Linked DNA regions of Homo sapiens: regions 2 and 3 are each linked to region 1. A link is a loop called in an ENCODE intact Hi-C map of the cell type or tissue named here. Cell type or tissue: heart right ventricle. All regions are shown on one strand. Each heading gives the region's core, and the rest is flanking DNA. Links, peaks and the distances in the headings are about the cores only. Region 1 has its middle 470 kb from the start of KIF4B. Region 2 has its middle 79 kb from the start of KIF4B. Region 3 has its middle 180 kb from the start of KIF4B.

The links. Hi-C counts contacts between places; a loop is a spot of excess contacts. Peaks named below come from ENCODE experiments on the same cell type or tissue, not always from the same donor. Only the 100,000 strongest peaks of a DNase experiment are listed, where the experiment ranks them.
Region 2: it touches region 1 in a loop (7-fold over the local background); 4 of 110 quality-filtered maps call a loop at or near these places.
Region 3: it touches region 1 in a loop (25-fold over the local background); 15 of 110 quality-filtered maps call a loop at or near these places.

Annotation. Positions count from the first base shown.
Region 1 is chr5:155,476,980-155,484,440 of GRCh38, reverse strand. No RefSeq gene overlaps it. Among named protein-coding and RNA genes, the nearest start is that of KIF4B, 470 kb to the right of the region's middle. In heart right ventricle, for the core only: no CTCF peak of the experiment used is centred there; a DNase peak (open chromatin) is centred at 3,570; H3K27ac peaks cover 2,500 bases.
Region 2 is chr5:155,088,926-155,096,386 of GRCh38, reverse strand. No RefSeq gene overlaps it. Among named protein-coding and RNA genes, the nearest start is that of KIF4B, 79 kb to the right of the region's middle. In heart right ventricle, for the core only: no CTCF peak of the experiment used is centred there; no DNase peak of the experiment used is centred there; H3K27ac peaks cover 2,500 bases.
Region 3 is chr5:155,189,321-155,196,781 of GRCh38, reverse strand. No RefSeq gene overlaps it. Among named protein-coding and RNA genes, the nearest start is that of KIF4B, 180 kb to the right of the region's middle. In heart right ventricle, for the core only: no CTCF peak of the experiment used is centred there; DNase peaks (open chromatin) are centred at 2,991, 3,081 and 3,610; H3K27ac peaks cover 2,500 bases.

The DNA.
Region 1 (7,461 bases), core at 2,234-4,733:
TGTTTTCCTTGTAAACCTCACATGAACACCTTTATTCCTTCTATTTGGAATATGAGAAAACTGGGTCTGAGGGAGGAGCTTGCCCTTGGTCACACAGCTAGCAAGTGGCATAGGTGAAATAAAATATCTATCCTGTCTGATTCTAAAGCCTTGCTTAGAATCACCTGACAGAAAGAGATGCTGCTTAATATTAGCTAGAAAGATAAAGAGGGTAGAAAATAGTTGTACAACCTATGTGCAAGAGAAGGAGAGGAGAGTTGAAAACTTGACGAAGAAGGATTAAGGGAGAAGAGGAGAGGGGAAGAGTAGGGGAAAGAGGGAGAGAACAAAATGGGGTTTCCTTGGAGGGCCCTAGGAAGTCACCCAGGGATGATGGGGACTACATTGTTTTTCAAGCTAGATTTTCCTGTCTGTGTCCCTCAGCTACCAAACTGATTCAAAGCTCTCTTCTTACCTTATACACTTCTGAACTTTATACCACAGATAACTCAGAATCTTTGCTAATGAACCAAAACCGGAGAAGAATCCAAGCTGTGAGATTCATGCTCCAGATATCCAAAGGCAGATTGATATTGAGTAGTTGCTAATTAAACTTAACTTAGGAGATATATCTCCAGAACCCAGCCCAAAGTTTGTAGAACCATGACCATATAGGGCTATAATTTCACTGTGACCTATTCTGTCAATTCTACCTAAAATAAATAGGGCACTAAGCCACTGTATCCTGCCCTTGAATTCTGAGCATCCCATCGGGAACATAACAGAGAAGCTGCGCTTATAGGATCAAGCAACATAAAATCTGTGCAACCAAGACTTTCTGTAGCGTAGTAGCCAGATCAATTGTGTGTTTCTTTGTTTTGTTTGCAAGCAGTAAAACTGGCTCTGGCTAACTGAAGCAACGCAGCTTTAGTGGTAGGACATAGGATCATTTGAAAACTTAAAAAACCTCTAAAGAGCCAATCTTAGGGGAAAAAAAGAAGCAGAGATCCAAGCAGCAGGAACTAATCAACAATTAAGGTGACAACACTACAAAGAATCAGCTCCAATCATCTTTTCATCCTGGCATCACTGAACTCTATAATATTTGGAGTCCTCAAAATGGGAAATGAGTTGGCCTTATTTGGTTCTCTTACTGATCTCTTGGCTAGGGCAACTTGATTGACAGCTCCATCAAGAATATGAACAATGGGGAAGAGACAGTTATACAAAGGAAAATCGGGGACGGAGTTCTCAAAAGCGGGGGTGAGGTGAGAAACCAATGTTTTAAGTAAAGGGAAAAAAATCCACTCCAGTATCCCAGGGCTTTGATTTCTCTTAGGGATCTGGATTCTCTCATTCACTCATGTGCATATATGTTCTTTCTTTCTCTCTTTCTCTCTGTCTCTCTGTCTCTCTGTCTCTCTCTCTCTCTCTCTCTAAGACAGGGAGAGAGGAGAAGTGATAAAGAAAGGAACATGCAGAAAGAGGGATGACTTTCAAAAATATCCAAGGCAACTATTCTGGATGAAAATAATGTATACATATGTAACTAACCTGCACATTGTGTACATGTACCCTAAAACTTAAAGTATAACAATAATAAAATAAAAAAAAGAAAAAGAAAATAATGAGCTTGTGACACTTTTTTTTTTAGGTTTTTCAGCCTTTTTTTGGCAGAGCAGTTTTAGGTACACAGCAAAATTAATAAGAAGGGGCAGATATTTCCCATATAACATCTGCCCTAGCACAAGCATAGCCTCCCCCATTATCTACATCCACCACCAGAATGGTACATTTGTGAGCCATTATTATACTGACACATCAATATCATTCAAAGTCCATAGTTTACATTAGGGTTCACTCTGTGTTGTGCATTCTATGAGTTTGGACAACTATACAATGACATGTAGCCATCACTACAGTGTCATACAGAATATTGTCACTATTTTTAAAATCTTCTATTCTCTCCCTACTTAACCCTTGCAATCACTGACCTTTTTACTCTCTGCATAGTTTTGCCTTTTAAAGAAAGTCATATAGCTGCAATCATACAGTATGTAATATTTTCAGGTTGGCTTATTTCATTTAGTAAGACCCTTTAAAGTTTCCTTCTTATCTTTTCATGGCTTGATAGCTCATTTCTTTTTAGCCCGGAGTAATACTCTATTGTCTGGATATACCACAGTTAATTTATCCATTCACCTACTGAAGGACATTTTAGCTGCTTCTGGGTTTTGGTAATTATGAATAAAGCTGCTAAAAGTATCTATGTGTAAGACATAAGTTTTGTGTGGACATAAGCTTTCAACTCTTGGGTAAATATAGAGGAGGTCAATTGGCAGATTGTATAAGAGTATGTTTAGTTTCATAAGAGACTGACAAAATGTCTTCCAATGTGGCTGTAACACTTTTCTATCAGCAATATATAAGAGATCCTGTTGCTCCATAGCCTTGCCAGCATTTGGTGTTGTCAGTGTCCCACATATTGGCCATTCTAATAAGTGTGTAGCAGTATCTTGTTGTTTTAATTTGCATTTTCCTGCTAACATATGATGTAAAGCATCTTTTCATATGTTATTTGTTATTTGTATATATTTTTGGGTGAAGAGTCTGTGATGGTCTTTGGCCCATTCAGACAATTTTAAAAGACTTTTTGAAATGGTATAATAATAGCAGAAATGTTTATTTTTGACACCTTAAAATAGCTGTTTTAAGAAAATTAATTTTGATGAAAATGAAGCCCTTTAGTCTGCTGATACCTTGACATGCAAATCTGGGAGAAGTTACAGTGTGGAGTTCGTAATAGAACAGTTTGAAGAGCTGTGGGATGAGAATGTGGAACTAGAAATCAGAAAGTATATTCTGTTAGCAGAAAACCCTGGACTGCTCAGGACATGTACACCAAGACTGCCCTTTTGGGAAAGCCATTTATGGTCTGTGTTCCAAAACAAAGCTGAAAGAGGTGATAACAAAGCAAAACAAGATAGAAAAATGAAATAGTAGAACACATAGAGATCCAGAGGAGTCTATACAGAAGGCATGGGAAACAGGATTAACAGAATAACTGCCTTGACAGCTAGTGGCCCTTCAAGTCCAGTTCATGTCCCTCTTGAAGAGTGGTGAAATTTCTAGGCCTTGGGGAAAAGATATACCCATGGATAAATCCTTCTATAATTAAACCAGATGGATCGGTTTCTGGTTTACTGCTATTAAAACAATTCCAGTATAAGACAAATACCCTTAGTTAATTTTGCACCAAAAGTTCATGTCCTGGCCAGGAATCTCAGGAGGCTGGATGCCAGTCAAGATGGGTCATTTGACACAAAGGAAGGAGAGGTCTGCAAGGGAATCCTGCTATGGAAACTTTAGCATCAGTAACTGCGGGGATGAAGATATGAGCATTTGCCAACTTGGGAAAATAATAATTATAAACAGAGATCTGAAACTTGCAGTTCTGGCAGGCATTCCATTGCTAGCCCCACAGCCTGTGTTGGGTGAATCATGAGACTCCTATCAGCCTCCCTCAGATTGTGAGCAACCAAGTGTGATGAGGATACTTGTCACTACTTTTCACAGCTCATGAGTGGTGAGCGATTACTGTGATTAACAAGGACACTGGGTCCATTCACATGATGAACTTGCAGCTTTTGCCAGTGAGGAATTATGGTGATTAGCTATTCAGAGTGATTAAAAGTTCACTGGCTAAGGCAAAACCTCAGCTGATGGGAAAACAGTGATGGAGGGGGGCATGCCCACTGCATGGGGAGTGGATGCTGATACAGAGCCACTAATATGAGAAGCAGAGGACGAATATCAATTGTCATTAATTTTGTTGCATCCACAATGACCCATAATAAACTGACCTTCCCTGACAGAGAGAAAAGGGGAGAAAAAGCAATTATTAACAGAAGAATATTTTTTGTTTGGGGGGGGGAGGGATTAAAATCCTGTTTATCCTGAGAAAATAGGATTAACTTTAAAACATCTCCATTAACTCTATTTTGGCCAGATTCAAGGATAGTTGGGTCTAATAAATGCAGATATATAAAATGGCATTGAAAAGACTTGGCATAATGGTTAGTAACCTAGGCTCTGGGATCAGATACATCAAGGTTAATTATCTTCTACTTAACAGCTGTGACCTTGTGACGTTCACTCAGTCTGAAAAACATCAGTAAATCTAAACACCGAATTGCTGAAGGATTCAATGAGAAAAATGCTTAGAAATGTGCCTAGCATACCACCCTCAAGAAATATTATTAGTAACCACAAAAACAATCTAGAAATCATTTTGTCATTCATTGCAAATCCAAGGGATTCATATACTTTTATGTGCCCATTGAAGTCTGTGTCACTTAGGCATACTTACCAAATTTACAGTTGATATCATACTGTGAAAAATATTCAACTGAAATGGATAACAAAATTGAGATCTCAAATGTACTCAACTATCTGAGATAATAATTCAACTGTAACATAGTGAAAATTGAATTCTGTAACTTATTCCACATCAGTCATCATACTCAGCACTGGGCATATAGAGATGATTAAGAAGGGGGCTATGCTATCAAAATGCTCAAGGTCCAGTTGGAGAGTGTCTTAGTCCATCTGTGTTGATATAAAGGAATACCTGGGGCTGGGTAATCTATAAAGAAAATAGGTTTATTTGACTCACAGTTCTGCAGGCTGTATAAGAAACATTGCACCAGCATCTGCTTCTGATGAGGGCCTCAGGCTGCTTCTATTCATAGTGGAAGGCAAGCCAGTGTGTGCAGTGAGAAAGGGAATGAAAGAGAGAGAGGGAGGAGGTGCTACGCTCTTTTTAATAACCAGGTTTTTTAGGAACTAACAGAGATGGAACTCACTCATTACTATGAGGATGTTACCAAGCCATTCATGGGGGATCCACCTACATGACCAAAACACCTCCCATTAGGCTCCAACTTCAATACTGGGGATCAAATTTCAATGTGATATTTTGAGATGTCAAACAAACCATACTCAAACTATAGCACAGAGAGATGTACACATCAACAAAGGCAATCCCCTTGGATAAGCACAGTCACAAGGCCGTTCCAGAGAAAGGAGTATGTAATCTTCTACAGGATGGGAGGAAGAGAGAAATCGAGGGAGTTTTATCTCATCTGAATTTCAGGCAGAGAAAACACAACATGCAAAGAAATGAAACGTTAAATGACATGTCATATTTGAGAGACTATAGTAGAAGGAGAGAAGTGGTGAGTGAAAGGAGAAAACGAGAGAGAAATATATGCTGGGAAAGATATTGAGAGATTCAAGTGCCATGCTAAAGAATGTAGGTGTTATCTTGAAAGGTACAAGGGAGGAGTCAAATAGTTGATTCAAAAAATCTATTTAGTAAGCACCTTCTGTGTGCTAGACATTGGCACTTAGAATGTATCTGGTAGCAGACAAGATTTCCTGACCTCCTGGGACTTATATTCTAATGACAGAAAGGAATAATATTGAGCATGTAAATAAATTTTAAAACTTTTTTCCAAATAGTATTAGGTGCTATCAAATATGCTGCAAAGAAAGTATAATAGGGTAAAGAAACAGTGATGTGGACAAGGATGCTACCTTGAGCCAAGGTAGTCTAGGAGTGCTTCTCTCAGGAGGTGACATCTGAGCTGAGGTGTGAATAACAAGAAAACCAAACCAGGCAAAGATTTGGAGACACGGCAGTTCAAAGTATAGAAAAAGAAAAGTAAACTACTCACTCTTTTAAGAAAGTGAGAAGGAGGCAGTGAGTTTGCAGCTTGTGAGGAAAGGATGGTAGGAGTTACAACTAGAGAAGAAAGAAGTCAGGAGCCAGATATTGTAGGCCAGAGGTTCTCCCTGAGAGCCGTCAGGGTAGCCATACCTATGGGCATTTCTGGGACTCTTTCAGAGTGGGTTTTTTTTTGTTTGTCAGTGACAACAACAGAAACTCCTTCCTGGCATTCAGAAAACACAAAACAGGACTACAAGGGTTCCTGTAGCACACAGGAAAGTCTACACATCAGAGTTGTGATTCGTCTTATATGACTTTCTAATGTCCCACTAAACACTTATTTAGATAAAACGCCAGCTAATAGTTATCCGATCCTAAAATCTAACTTCATTTTAAATCAGAGCATTTTTTAAACTAAAGATATATTAGTCCCCAACTCTTCCAAAAACACAAATACCTTATAAACTGAGGGAAGAGTAAACATAGTTTTGTTCTGAACATTACCAAAAACATTTTGGGATATAATGTCACCATAGCAATGCTGCTTGAGGTGTCTGAGTTACTAATCAAAACACAAACACACCTGTATCAATCTGCATTTGTTGCTCACATGTTCCTCATGACTTTACCTATAGATGCAAGTATTTATCTACTCACGACTTCTAGTGTAATTATGCCTATATATGTACATGCTGAATATATATTGCATTATTATAAATCACTTTCCTTCTATTCTGCATTATACAAAACTAGGACATTATTTCTATATTTGAATTCGTGATCAGATAGGTTATATTATCTGTAAAGTTCATTATGAGAGTAAAGTGGGTAAATGAAAATATTTGTTCATAAAATGAAGCTATTGACTTTGATAGAGCTGAGGATCACTATAGGACATGGTGAGGAAAGTGGATTTTATTCTAAGACCAATGAGAAATTTAGAGAATATTTTAAAAGAAGTGTTGTGATCTGATTTGCAACTTTAGAAGCTCACATCTGCATTTGTAGAAACCTGATTGTGAATGGCAAGATGGAAATCAGAGAGACCAGAGAAAAGCTTGATGCAGAAGTCAAGGTAGGCAAGGACAGGGGCCTGGACTAATGAGCTAAGAATCGTTTGTGAAAGTTTATGTTTTTGTCTGCTTAGAACACTTGAAGTATTTAAAGATGTTTATCATATCATTTCTTATTATTTTCTACTTTCTGCTAAATATGCCTAGATCCTTCAATTATATTCTATATGACATGGTTTCTATGCTTGATCTTAGCCAAAAGGCTGAGAAGTAATCGACATGGTTTCTAGACTTCTTTCCACCTTTGCTGACATCTTCTGAAAATATTCTAGGTTGTCCATGTCTCTCTTGGACTTCCCAGAATTGAGGGCAATTCTGCAAATGGAGTTTGACTCATTCACTGGACAGTTAAACAACTAGCACCTGTGACTGCTCTACGTTGCTGCCTATTGAAGAATGAATTCGTGTTTTTTTTTGTAGCTGCATTGTGTCATTTATTTATATTCCACTTTTTGTGAACTATGACTTCTTCTCTTTGAGCCTATATGCTGGCCTTTATATTTCTAACACCGTTACCCAGATTAGCTTTCATTTCTCCCTCTCCTTTACCACTGGAATTCAATACATCATGAGGTGGAATTAGAAAGAGATGTGCTCTACACATTACAAAAGCCTTAAAAAAAATAAGCCAACATGTGACAAATTTCAGCAGAATAGTCCAAACAGCAGGTGTCATGG
Region 2 (7,461 bases), core at 2,818-5,317, 390 kb after region 1:
TTTAAATACACACTGATTCGACTCAGTTTTCCCGTCTGTAAAATGGAGGAATTTACCTAGAGCAGTGTCAGCAAACTGCAGCCTAATCCATGGGCTAAATCCACACACTATTTTTGTAAATGAAGTCGCTTTGGAACACAGCCATGCCCATTCATTTATAAACTGTCCATGACTGCTTTTACAACACCTGGGTAGAGTTGAGTCACTGAGACAAAAACTATATGGCCCGCAAAGCTTAAAATATTTATTATCTGTTTTCTTACAGAAAAGATTCGCCAACCTCTGATCTAGAAGATGGTTTCAAAGGACCTTCAAATACAACATCCTATGCTTCTGACTCTGGGTGTTGAAACATCTTTCTCCAGTTTCTCCACCACCTCATTAGTAGTATGAAACAGCAAACACAGTATGTCAGCCTGGACTTATCTGTGTGTTGTTATGTAGGCTTTCATGTTGGTGTCAGTTCTTTAGGAAAATATTCTTCATATTTTAAATTCTATAATAACTCATTTATCAGCCCATTGTTGAGAGCTAACAACTTCAGGTAATTCCATTTTAAACTATATGTTATTAATAACACCCACATCAGCTGTGAAAAAAATATCATTATGGGGCTCTAATAAATTACACCAATTTTTTTTAATCAAATTCTGTCACTTTTTTTAACTTTTATTTTAGGTTCGGGGTACATGTGCAGGTTTGTTTTATAGGTAAGCTCATGTCATTGGGGTTGTTGTACAGATTATTTCATCACTAAGCCTAGTACCCAATAGTTTTTTTTTTCTTTTTTTTCTTTTTTTCTTTCTTTTTTTTTTTTGTTGAGACAGTTTCTCTCTGTTTCCCAGGCTGGAGTGCAATGGTGCGATCTCAGCTCACTGCAACTTCTGCCTCCCTGGTTCAAGTGATTCTTGTGCCTCAGCCTCTCAAGTAGCTGGGATTACAGGCATGCGTCACCATACCCGGCTAATTTTTGTATTTTTAGTAGAGATGGGATTTCACCATGTTGACCAGACTGGTCTCAAACTCCTGACCTCAAGGGATTGGCCTGCCTCAGCCTCCCAAAGTGCTGGGATTACAGGCGTGAGCCACCGTGCACAGCCCAGTAGTTATTTTTTCTGATCTTCTCCCTCCTTCCACCCTCCGCCTTCAAGTAGGTTCCAGCGTCTGTTGTTCCCATCTTTGTGTTCAAGAGTTCTCATCATTTAGCTCCCATTTATCCATGAGAACATGCAGTATTTGGTTTTCTGTTCCTGTGTTAGTTAGCTAAGGATGATAGCCTTCAGCTCCAAATTCTGTCACTTCTTACCTCACTTTCTCAAATTCATTGTTCTTCCTTCTCTCTGCCATCATCATTGCCTACTGTAGCTTCACCCCACACCTGAATTATTACCTGAGCAGCATTCAGCCCAATTCTAGGCACAAAGTAGGAGCCTACATACCTGAAATCCAAAATCTGCCTTTAGACAGAAACAGAACTGGGATGTAAGAATTTTCTTAACATTTTTTGGCTAATTGACACATGGAGTCTAACAGGTGACATCTTGATAGAACACATGATTGGGATGGGAATTTACAAGGCTTTAAGCATCCTTTATCACCATCATTGTTGTTTTAGAAAGGCCTGGGAAAGCAACAAGTTAACAAACAATTTGAATTCCTATGCTCTCTTAGGTTCTACAAAGAAAGATCACCCTAAAATAGCCAAAGCCACAGTGTAGCAAGAACATGAACACACTGCATTACACAATGCTGCCAACTCAGTGTCAGTATGTACACGGCACAGTTTCAAACAAGTATTTTTAGCCCCAGTAAAGGCCTGGTACTAGATTTTGGTATTGTTCATGAGAACCTTTTTTTCCTATTCAATCTAAAATATTAATCATTCCTTTAATTGATAAAATCTCTAACTTTACCATTCAATTTTTTGATAGCCTTCACTGAATTCACTCAAATACTTTAGTACCAACCCAGTAATCATCTAGATTCAGTTATTAATTGCAGCTTATGTATTATAAGAAAAAGAGGTAAAAGTATCACTGTCCTCTTTGAGTGTCAACTTTTAATGTTGTCATCAAAGTATTCCTTTAAATACCACCTCTACCCACCCCCCAGGCAGAAGACCGGACATAAGAGAGAAAGATGGTAAAGAATCCAAGTTTAGCCCATCTTGAAAACTTTACATGTAATTAAAGCTATTTTATTCTGTACTAATGCTTCCCATGATTCTCTAGAAGTAAGCAACTGAACTAAAACAGCTTCTTTTTAATTTTTTAATTATTTTAAGAGATGGGATCTTTCTATGTGGCCCAGGCTGGAGTTCAGTAGCCATTCACAGGCATCATCATGGCACACTACAGCCTTGAACTTCTGGGCTCAAGCAATATTTCTGCTTCAGCCTCTGTGAAACAGCTTCTTTAATTAAGTAGCTATAGCCTCTGTCATACTATTCGTGCTTACCCATTTCAAAAAATTTACTGATTATACCTGCATGCCTCTTGTCTTAGACTTACTTTCCTCTTTCCTTTAGCACACCTGTAGAATGTACATAACTTTTGAATGTGTCTGTCTTCTAATAGGAAGACTCCTATTAGAAAAGGCAGGCTCCAACTAATAGCCCCTTACATCACCATCAACCTGAAGGCCAAGAGCTCCCAAAAAAGACACAAGAAGGTGAACACCTCTGCATTAGAGGCAAAGATCCCATAGCAGGCCAGCTACTCCCTTGTTATTCTGGTAATTGGAGGAGGTTAAAACCAGGAGGGTATGGAGAAATGGCGTAGTGGGAAGAGATGTTCTTGTCTCTTTTATATAAGGCTTATTAAGAAATGTAATACTAGGAACCCATTTGTTGAAAGATCAATTGCTCTGCTATGTGCTTTACAAATAGTATCTCATTTAATCCTCTCAAGAACCTCAGGAGGTAGAAACTATCATGTCCATGTTTACACATGAGGGAACTTAGATGAAACACAGCTAAGCAGTGGAGAACCAGGACTTAAACAGTGGTCTCACTGATTCTCTAAGCTGGGCTTGAGACTGTCTTCGTTTTGGCTCCTGTGACACGTCCTAGGTTTACAAAAGTCAGTAAAAGCTAAGATGCAGAAAGTAAGATCACTGGATGTCCTTTTTGTTACCCCAGAACCCTAAAGCTCTCTGATTATTTTAAATGGGGTCTTGGAACTGGCGAAAACATATATTTTGCAAAAAGTGAGTAACCTACTGGTATTTGGCTTTTGAAAGTTACCAGAAGATCAGAGAAGAGCATAGAACACATTTCCCTTGGTTCTTTCTCATGTGTTAGATTCCCTAGGTCTCAAGCACATCAATGCAGGCCAAACACACAGACAGTAACAACCTCTCTTCTTGACATAGACCTTACAGGAATCATGGGGAAGAGAGAAAAAGCATAGTTCGTGGGCCTTTGGTTATACAAAACAAAAACAAAAACAAAAAAACCTCAGAGCCAAGTTAGGATGTAGGAGCTAGGGAGGACCTAATTGTTCTGCACAATAAAGTGAAAGGCATGCTTTCCATGGTTGGAAGAGTGGAGGTGAAGAAAAGGGGAAGGCTGGAACCACTGAGGGCACACATGGCTTAGGGAATATTTTTAAAGAAAAGGAAAGTCCAATATTCACATATGAATCATACATATTATGTGCAATATTGAATTTTTCCACACCTCCTCAATCCTTCAGGAAAGTTAGCTCCACCTCACTAAACCATTTTATGACTTTACCTTCCTTAGAGAAAAGTAGGTAAAAAATTGAAAGAAAGGGCAGAAACAGCTTTCTTAGTACTTTCGAAATGGCAGAACATCCTGTTTTGTAGGCTAGAAGAAATTCAGGAAGAGGGTAAGGATGATGTCACCTCAGAGGCAAGGAAAGGAAAACACCATTAGAGAAACCTGGCCACCAGTTAAGAAATCCTGTATACCTATGCCATTGTTATTTCAGTTCTATATAGAAAGTTACTACCTATAGAGAAACTAAAGTGTGCTCCTGGAACTTTCTGGAACCCAACCAATCAGTCCCCAGCCCTGACTCTGTTCTACTATCCATCTCCCAGCAAAGACTCAGAGATCAAGGAGCTCAGCGGGTAGACACCAGGATTAAACTCTGGTGCACTTTTCAGCTCACATTTTCCACATACACACCCTCCTTATATGATTCAGCTTCAGGATTCATGCAGAGCTTGACTCTTTTGAACTTATTTACAAGTTTTATCATTATACTTGCCCACATTATGCAAGCAGTTTGCAATCTCCCCTAATTCTCTGGCTTTAATTATATAATTGAATAAGCCAAAAGCTCATTTTTCCCAGGAAACATTAAACATTACCATCTTAATGAAATTCTTAATGAAATGGTCCACTATGCATGCAAATGACCAGTAGTGGCTAGGCCACTAGCTTTTCACTGGGCAAGGCAATAGAATAAATGCTCTTTTGTCAGTCACTGGAAATGGCAGTTCCCACCCACACTTTTGGCTGGAATGATAATTCCATAAGACTAGAGGATGAGCCTCTGTGAGATACATGGATATAATTAAGACTGGATGAAAAGAGTTTAAATGAAGTAGGAACTGATCTCAACCTATAAAAATCAAAACTTATTTTCAAGACTGAAAGAGCTCACTTAAACTTCTCTTGCCAATTAAAAAAAAAGTTATCAACTATCCGCCTTATTCTCCAGAGAGTAGAGGTCTGAAAAATTAACAGTATTAAACTTACTTCTCAACTTACTTTCAGGACTGAGAGGAGGAAATGGCTAAAAGAAATTTGGGGGACCTCTGAAAATTTCAGCATAATTAATAACTCTTCAAGCATCTGTTCCTGCCCAACTGCATTTTTCAAATGCCCTGTGGCAAACAACTTAAATCTTATTACATACCGTACACTCTTCTCATGCCAAAGTCACTGTCTGCCAAAAGCTAAAATGGAAGGATTGCAGGCCTGTTCACACTTCTTTTTTTCAAATAGCATGGACAACCGTGTCCTGTGCCAAGTAGACACAAACTTGAAGTACTTAATAGCTACTATTTATATGACAAATTCCCAGTTCTCAAACCTTATCAAATCTTTGCATTGCCAGAAAAATGTCAAGCTGCCAGAAATGTCCAACACAGAAGCTTACCCTGAACATTCAAGCTACAGTACTGTAGAGAAGGGAATGTAGCTCTTGCACCTATCACAGTGCTTAGCTGAGTAAATGTTATTTCCCTTCCTCTTAAGTTCTTCCATTTTTCCACAGAAGAACATAAAGCCAAAGAAAATCATGTTTGCACATTTTTAGCAGCTATATTGGGATATAATTCACATATCATACAATTCACCCATTTGAAGTATAAAATTCAGTGGATTTTGTGTATTACATCATTTTTTAAATTGTGGACAAATATATGTCATAAATTTTGCCAATTTAAATATTTTAAGTGTACAATTCAGTGGTATTAGTTACATTCAAAATATTGTACAACCATAACCATTATCTATTTCCAAAACCATTTCATGACTTCAAATAGAAACTCTGTAACCATTAAATTATTATATATTTTTTTTTTGAGACAGTGTTTTGCTCTTGTCACCCAGGCTGGAGTGCAATGGAGCGATCTCAGCTCACTGCAACCTTTGCCTCCTGGGTTCAAGTGATTCTCTTACCTCAGCCTCCCTAGTAGCTGAAATTACAGGTGCTCACCAACACGCCTAGCTAATTTTTATATTTTTAGTAGAGACAGGGTTTCACCATGTTGGCCCAGCTGGTCTTGAACCCCTTACCTTATGTGATCCACCTGCCTCAGCCTTCCAAAGTGCTGGAATTACAGGCGTGAGCCACCATGCCCGGCCTCTAACCATTAACTCTTTAACCATAGCTGCCCTTTGCACATTCTCTCAGCCCCTAGAAACCTCTAATCTATTTTCTATCTCTATAAATTTCCTATTCTAGATATTTCATATAAGTGGAATCACATAATATTTACCTTCCTGCATCTGGCTTACTTCACTTAGTGTACTGTCTTCAAAGTTCATCCATGTTGTAGCATGTATCAGAATTTTATTCCTTTTTATGGCTGAATAATATTCCATTATATGTATATACCACATTTTGCTTATCCATTCGTTTCTTGGTTATAGATTTTTTTTCTAATACTTTGAGTTCAGAGAATTAAAAAATCTCAAACCTCAATTCATAGAACATACTTATCAGTTAAGATGACCCCCTCTCTTGGGTATTAATTTTTTATCCCCAGAAGCTTCTCCCATACCCTTCTCTTCCAACAGACACCCAGTCTAATGTGTTTGACACAGACCCTTAAATATGTATGTAGGTTTGTAAAATGCAAAACTCTGTGTTGTTTAATTTATATAAATCTCATTCAATTTCTCACTTTTTCACTCGACTCTGTTTTCAGAGCTACACATTACTAGATCTAGTTAGTTGTTAATTGTTTCATGTTTAGTTGCTGAAAGATGGCATAAAGAAATAAAATAGTGTCATTTTATCACATTTTCTCTGCAGAGGAAGATGACTCACAGGGTGATTGCTCTACTTCTCTGTGAGCCACTGGTCAAGCCTCTTAATCTCTCCAAGTCTTGGTTTCTTCATCTCTATAATGAGGTGGTTACACCAGATCAGGGATCTTTGATGGGTAATATGCATCAAGTGACTTGGGAAACTCTTCAAAATAATATGCTCAACCCAACAGCAAGATCTAAGGTAGCAAAATCCTGGTCTAAATAGTGTTAGAGGACAGACATGGTGGCTCACACCTGTAATCCCAGCACTTTGGGAGGCCAAGGCGGGCCAATCACTTGAAGTCAGGAGTTTGAGACTAGCCTGGCCAACACGGTGAAACCCTGTCTCTACTAAAAATGCAAAAATTAGCTGGACGTGGTGGTGTGCCTGTAGTCTCAGCTACTGGGGAGGCTAAGGCGGAGAATCACTTGAACCCAGGAGGCAGAGGTTGCAGTAAGCTGGGATCACACCACTGCACTCCAGCCTCAGTGACAGAGCAAGACTCCATCTCAAAAAAGAAAAAAATAGTATTAGAGAAAAATCCCCCATATGATTCCAGTGTGCTCCCCTGATTAAAAACCCTGCAGCACAAGATGGATCTGTAAAGCCCCTTCCCTTTAGTACACCAGGATTCTGTGATTACAAGGAAAATTTCTTGGCAAAGGTCCTACAGCAAACCAAGGGCTAGAACCTGGCAATAAAAATGATACCTATGTCCCAACTTTCTGTTTTCTAAATATAAAATCTATTTCAAAAGCATTTATGCTATTTTATTGCTCCCTCCTATAAGTATATGCCAAGGATGAACTGCTTCTGGTTAACACACTCCTCTGCAACTCCTCAGGGCTCAATCCTTCCTTAGCTTGGATTATGCCCTCTGGTTCTTGTATTTGATAAAAGCTGAAAGAGACTGGGAACATCTTTTATTTCTATTCCCATCAGAAATTTG
Region 3 (7,461 bases), core at 1,908-4,407, 290 kb after region 1:
ACACACAATACAGCATTTAAACTAACTGGGTCCTAGAAAACAAGATCTGAACTTACTATTGGCTCAGGGGAAAGTCATTATAGGCTTTTGTAGCAATAATAATACCACCAGCTCTGCCTCAGAACTAATAGGAGACTCACTGCTTTCCCCTGCTAACCCATGCCCCCACTCTCTAGCTCTGCTTGCTGTAGGTTTTTTCTTCTTGGGCCAAAGAGCTGTCCTCCTGACACTTCAGAAATACAAGCTTGATTTGCTGTAAGCAAACTTGAAGTTCCATAAATCAGTATTTTTAGCAGGCAGATTCTATGTACCAATATTTATTTATAACATGATTATATCCACACTGAACTTCCTTCATAAAACTATTATGTCTGCTGGCCTTTAACACCATCTCATACAAAGCAGCAGTGGGCCATTACTTCTTGAAAACAAAAAGTTCTGTTTTGGCGGTGGAATTTTGTTGATTCTTAGCATTTAGGTTGAATCTTAGAATTTTGAGAACAAATAATTTGAAGCTTTGGAACTGTGCTGTTCAATACAGTGGCTACTAGCCACATGTGGCTATTTAAATTAAAATTAGATGAAATTAAAAATTCCATTCCTCAGTCACAATTGCCATATTTCAGGTCCTAAATCGCCACATGTGGGTAGTGGTTACTGTATTAGCACAGCATAGAACATTTCCATTTCAAAAGTTCTATTAGACAGAGCTGCTCTAGAAGCTTAAGTTGGAAGGGATCTTTCTTGTCTCTCAATTCCACATGCTGTGAAACCTAGGACTTCCCATAGAAAATCTCTGACAGAGATTCTAAAAACAAAATTTGAAGAAAGGAAAGTAAAGGTGTCTGAAAACTTCCTGAGAGTTTGTCATAGCAATTAAGACCCCAGGTTTGGAAGTTCAAGCTTCATTCAAAATCTAGTTTTCCACAAACTGGCTATGTAATATTGGCATGTCGCAGCATTTGTAAGCCTTGCTTTCCTCACTGTCTGTGGCCTATCCACAGCCTCTCCCCACTTCCTTCTTTCCTAGTAACAGAATCCCAGTGTATTTCAGTGGTTAACAGAGACCCATTGATTTCAAGAAGGTGGATCCCACCACAGACATAGGAGATGCAGTTCTGTATGAGATATTAAGGGAACTAGGCTCAGGAGGAATTCTCTTCCCACATAAAAAGACAAAGCCTGTGAGGAGCAGAACTTTGGTGCTTCCTCATCCTTCTTGCTTGCTCTGTGGACATAATGCCTAGAGCTGTAGCAGCCATCTTGCAGCCATGAGTTGTCAAGCATTAGGATTAAGGCCAATATTCTAAGGGTCAAAGAACAGAAGGTTGAGAGAACTTGGGCTCTGGATGACATCATTAAACAGCCACATACTTCTGCACTGTTTCATGTGGGAAAAATACGTACCTATGTTGAAGCTTCCATAAGTTTTGTTTAGTTACTTACATCAAAAGCTTTATAAATTGATATTTCATCTTGGATCAACAGTATTCAGCTTGGCTGCTTTAACTAAAAACCTCAAATAATGGAAGTTTTAAAAGATAGAAATTTGTTTCTATCCCAGGTAAAAGAGATATGAGGTACACAGTCCAGGGAAGGTCCAGCTTCACATGAATATCAGGGCCTCTTGCTGCTTCTCTCTTTCTGCTCCATCATACAAGCACTTGGTTTCCATCTTCAAAGTTACCTCATAGTCCAAGATGGCTACAGGAATTCCAGCCATCACAAAGACATTCCAGGCAGCAGGAAGGAGGAAAAGGAAAGGACAAATGGGTACTTCTCCCAGATGAGTTAGCATCACTTAAACAGCCAGTCTTAGAAGTTACACACAACACTCCCACCTAACAGCTCCTGCACCAGAATATAGTCCCACAGTATGCCTTGTTGCCAAGCAGCCTGGAAATATAGTCTTTTCGCTGGGAGCTATTGCCACCCCAATACAATCAGCATTCTTCTACTGAGGAATAAGGAGAGAACAATTCTCAGGTGGCAACTGACAGGCTGTTGTAAAACAAAGTGAGTTGATGCCAGAAAAATATCTGGCACGGTGCATGATATATATAAACTCTAAAAAAGAGTTGGGAGTGGGGATAGGAAGGGAGTAAAATATTTTATCTTCACCTTTGAGTTGTTTTGTAATGAGTTGGTCTTTGTTCCATTAATACAGCATTCTCCAAATTTTAGCATTTGCATACCATCTTTGTGTTTTTTCTATATTCATATACCACCTATATATTATTCCCTTTAAATCAACTTGACATTTAAGCTTAAATTTAAGTATATAATTCCCATAAATAGAAAACCAATATTCCTCTAATAATAACATAAAAATTATAGCTATTAAAAATTTCACTTTGGATATTACCTAAAACCACCTCACATGCCACATTTTTGGAAAACATTTCTCCATTAAATACTTCGGAATAAATGACTTTTGTGATTGATTGCCTCAGGTTTGCTTTGGTCATTAATCAATCTCCACTGCTACTTATTTGCTTCATCTAACAGCATAAGATGGAGATTATTCCTTAAATATCTTTAGTAATTAGAAAAACTGACATCTTCTTTGGGTTCAACCAACCTTTAATGAGAATTGATGACAAGAAGAATACGCTTATGGGACTTAAAAGAAAGCTGACACATTCAGCAGCTTCTTAATTTTCTTTTTTAGGATCCAGACAGAGCCCTATTGAGAAGTAATTTTTAAACACATTGTCAACTTCAAGTACGTCTTCAATATCTTTTCTTTTCAGTCTCTAATCTGTATTTAACTTTCCAGGCCAAACTCCTTGACGTGACATTCAAAGTGCTCTATGCTATCTCCCTACATTCCTCCACACACTTGACACTCGTCCCCAGTGTCCCTGGCATGTACAAGCCCCCACACTGTTCCTCAGCTGCTGTTGGCATCACTGTTTCCTCATACGTAAAATGGCAATTTTACCTCCTGCCTCATTTAACTGCTAAGCCTATCATGAGGATAAAATAAGACCATGCTGTGAAAGCTCTTGGAAAAGTGAAAAGTGCTCTGTGTAAGATGGCATCATCTCAGTCAACTGCCCTCATGCTGAAGTGGCTCTGAGCATGGGCTCTGCAGCCAGAGCACCTGGCTCACTACCATTTTCGTGCTGTGTGACCTTGGGGAAGTCACTGTATGTCTTCGCATCTCAGTTTCCTCTCCTGTAAAATGAGACTAGCACCTACCAATGTGGTATTATGAAGATTCAATGGGTTAATCCACAGGAAGCACTTAGAACAGTGCCTGGCACATAATGAGCTCTCAGAACGTGTTAGCTATTATCCTTATTATTATTATCTCCAAAGGACAGCAGTGAAAAGAGTGGGCTCCAGAGTCATGCAAATTTGGTTTCAAATCCCAGCCCCATGACTCACTACTGGGATGTAAATAGGTCACAAATTCACTCACATTGCTCTCCCAGGTGCCAAGGAAATGGTGTTTCTCTATTTATCTCCCTAACAGACCTGCTCTTTGACAGAAGCACTCACTTCCTGGGCAACGGGAAATGGGCAAACAAACAAACAATAAAACCTAGATGGAGTCCACTTCAGCAAACCTGAACTGACACAGTAATTTTAAATTCCTTAGGTAAGACTCACTCACTTTAAATATAAATGTTCGGTCATAGATTTCCACCCGCTTCCCTGCTCCTCTCCAAGACCAGAAATGTGGGAGGTGGACTTATGTAACCTGGCAGTGTTGTAACCAGGGCTGAGACTAGGATGCAGCAAGTGAGGTGTGTAAGATGCAGAATTTGGGAAGAACTCGCACAATCCTGAGAGTGAGCCCCTCTTTAAATCTGGTGACCTTAGTGCTCACTTGCTTCACTCTAGTGCGAGCCCTGGGGCAGGAAAACCCCTAATCTCCTGCTCCTCATTGGTTATGAGCCAATTGGTTGGGGACCTCATGGCTGTTACTGGTTCTCTTCCTGGTGTTATGCTGTTGCTGAAATTAGTGCCTAACACACCCCAAAGTCTGGTTGCGATGATAGCCTGGATAGGTTCTCCAGCTGATTTGGTCTTGCCATAGCCCTTGCTAAAGCTGCTGAGTCTTGGTCTCAGAAACAGTCACCCACATTATCTGTAAGGCAGTGCTGGTGTTCCTCAGACCAACTCCTCCAGGATCCACTCTCTGGAGCACACAGGCACTTCCCTCCATGCCACAAGTACACTGAAGGCAATTTAGAAAAGCTAAACCTTGACCTTCTCTCTGCCTAATCATGTGGGATGGCCAGGGGTCCTTTGATAAACTGTCCCCACTCCAGTTTGGAGCAGGGCAGCCTAGAGGTAAATTCTGCCCAGAGCCCTAAATGTTCCTTGAATCCAAACCAACTTGACATTGTCACTCCTTTAATTAATTCCATCATCCCCATTTGCTGCAGCCCAATATCCACAGTAGGGAGATCAGGACCCACAGTCCCACCGCTGACTCTCCTCTTCTTCCCACAAACACCCTGGCCTGAAGGATCAGGCTTCTGCTTTCTCATCAGATTTTGTATATCCTCCTCCAACTTGGGGCAGCAAGCCTTGTAGCCTAGCCAACACATGGAAGAGGTTTCTTCTCTACACTATGGAAGAAACTATGATCTAAATCATGCAGGTTTTCTTCTAGATATACTAAAAATACTATAAAATAAATAGATTTCCTATCCTCTTCTCTTTCTCTCTTCTTACATTCTTCCTTCTAAAGCCTGGCTTCAATTTTACTGTGAAGCCTAAATCTTATTTTAAATGTCAGAAGCTGATTACCTGTTTTAAATTTTTGCATGTCTGCTATCATTTTCCTAAAACTGAAGTAGATGAATGACTTGGGGCTAATTTGGGGATTCAGTAAAGCATACACAAGTGCAAAAAAAGAAAGCATATGCTATATTTTTTCAAAATATTACTCCTGTTGCATTTATCACTGATATGGTTTGGCTCTGTATCCCCAGCCAAATCTCATCTCAAATTCTAATCCCCACATGTCAAGGGAGGGACCTGTAATCCCCACATGTGGAGGAAAGGAAGTGGTTGGATTATGGGGGCAGTTTCCCCCATGCTGTTCTTGTGAGTGAGAGAATTCTCATGAGATCTGACGGTTTTATAAATGGTAGCTTTTCCTGCATGTACTCTCTCTTGCCTGCCCCATGTAAGACGTACCTATTCCCCATCTGTCATGATTTTAAGTTTTCTAAGGCCTCACTAGCCATGTGGAACCGTGAGTCAATTAAACATCTTTCCTTTATAAATTACCCAGTCTTGGATACTTCTTATAGCAGTATGAAAATGGACTAATACAATCACCTTGGGCAAGTTATAAATTTTTTTATTCTCTGGAGAAAAATACATTGTAATGGTACTAGCCACAGGATAATTGGGACAACTAAAATTCTGTGTGTATACAAAGACATATAAGGAAATATTACAGCAGTGTTGTTCATAATAATCCAAAACTAGAAACAATTCAAATGACCATCAACTGGTGAATGGGCAAAGAAAATGTTGTATATCCATATAATGAAATACTATTGGCAATAAAAATAAATGAACTATGGATATATGGTACAATATGGATGAATCTCAAAAACATTCTGCTATGTGAAAGAAGTCAGACTCAAAAGATTACACATCGTATGGTTCCATTTATTTGCAATGTCCAGAAAAGGCAAATGCACAAAGACAGAGAATTAAGCAGTCTAGGGCTGGGAGTGGGAATAGGAATGGGATTGACAGCAAAAAGCACAAGGAAACATTCTGGGGTGATGAAAATGTTCTCAAACTGGATTGTGACAATGCCTGTAGAACTTTATAAATTTACTAAAATCATTAAATTATACATGTGCAGTGAGTAGAGATTATATGTAATTATACCCCAATAATGCTATTTTTAAGTGTTTGTGTGTGCATATACACACCAAGGAGCATGTGTGCATGAAAACACACACAAACACACACACACACACACATACACACACACAGTGCCTGGCACAGAATAAGCACTTAAAAATGTTGGTCACATTTATTATCATATTATTGAAATGTTTATTATTATTAAACTCCATATTTTACATCATTTGAATGGGCTATTGCCTTAAAATAATTTTGGGCACTATTTATGTTTAGGGGGTTATTTGTTTAGTTGTACTACCTATTATCAAATTCTCAGCATCTTCAGAAATTCCACGAGGTATACAGAAGGTTAGCAAATGTCTTCATTATTTTATTGTACTTTAGAATCAAAGGCAAATATCTATTAGAGTATTATTAGAATCCTCATTTGCTCTTTGGCTGTTGTGAAAGTCAGTTTTCCAAATCACAATATTTGAGACTAAAAATAAATACATAAAAATGAAAGCATTCAAGACACCTGCTTCACTCAAATGCTAGAGCCTTTTTATAGAATGCTAACATTGAAACCCTTGCCTTTGGTTTGTATAAAAGATGCTTCTTCCTTAATGCTTAAAAGCATAACTACTTAGAGTTTATGGTTATTTGTCCTATTCATAAGGTAATTTCTGTTTCAACAGAAAGAGAAACCTGAGGCACACATGCACCTCTCCGGTAAGCAAGTGCTCAGGCACAACTTCACACTGCTTCCTGAAAGGAGCTATTGTGCTCCACATTAGATATGACTCACCATCCAATCTACACTCGCCAGGGCCCAAGACCTTGTTACGCTTCCTTTCCATTTGGCCAGTTTCCAAAATTTATTCCTTTTGTCTCCCCAAACTGGTCTTTTTCCTCCAGTCATCCAGGTTCCTAATTACCCAATCCCCTGATAACAACTGCCCCCGCTTGCTCAACTCTGCCATTGAGATTTTACTGCTGCCATTGTCCCTACCACAGATGTCTTCATTCCTCCAAGTCCCGCCAACTGCTAGGTGGCCTGGCTTAAGATTCCTCTCTTTCTCTCCATCCATATCCCTCCTTTGACTCAACGCTAGGAACAATTTACCCTCACGTATGCATTTATTTCAGAATGAGTGGCATTTTCTTCTCAGCATTAGTTACAATCTTCTCATAGACGAAGACCCTGGCTCCTACTTCTTTGACAGCCCGCTTTGCGCTAATCTGAGGAATGTACCTCCTGCTGCTCACTCTCTCTTGTGCATGTGCTCACTGAGGAAATGCCATACTGAATTGCCCACACAATTTCCTCTCTCCCTACACAGAGGTGAATTCCCTTAGCTCAGTGATTCTCAAAGCCCAGCATCAGCATCACCTAGAAACTTGATAAAATGCAGATTCTCAAGCCCTATCCCAGAGTGACTGAACCTGAAATTCTGAGAGTAGAGCCCAGTAATCTGTATTTTAACAAGCCCTCCAGGTGATTCTGATGCACACTTAAATTGGAGAACCACTGCCCTGTGTGGTTCAACTTGACTCTAATTGAGATCAGGGGAGCTGTAACCCTCAAACTCATCACTGTATTACCCATGCTTCTAAATTGTCAGCTGCCCC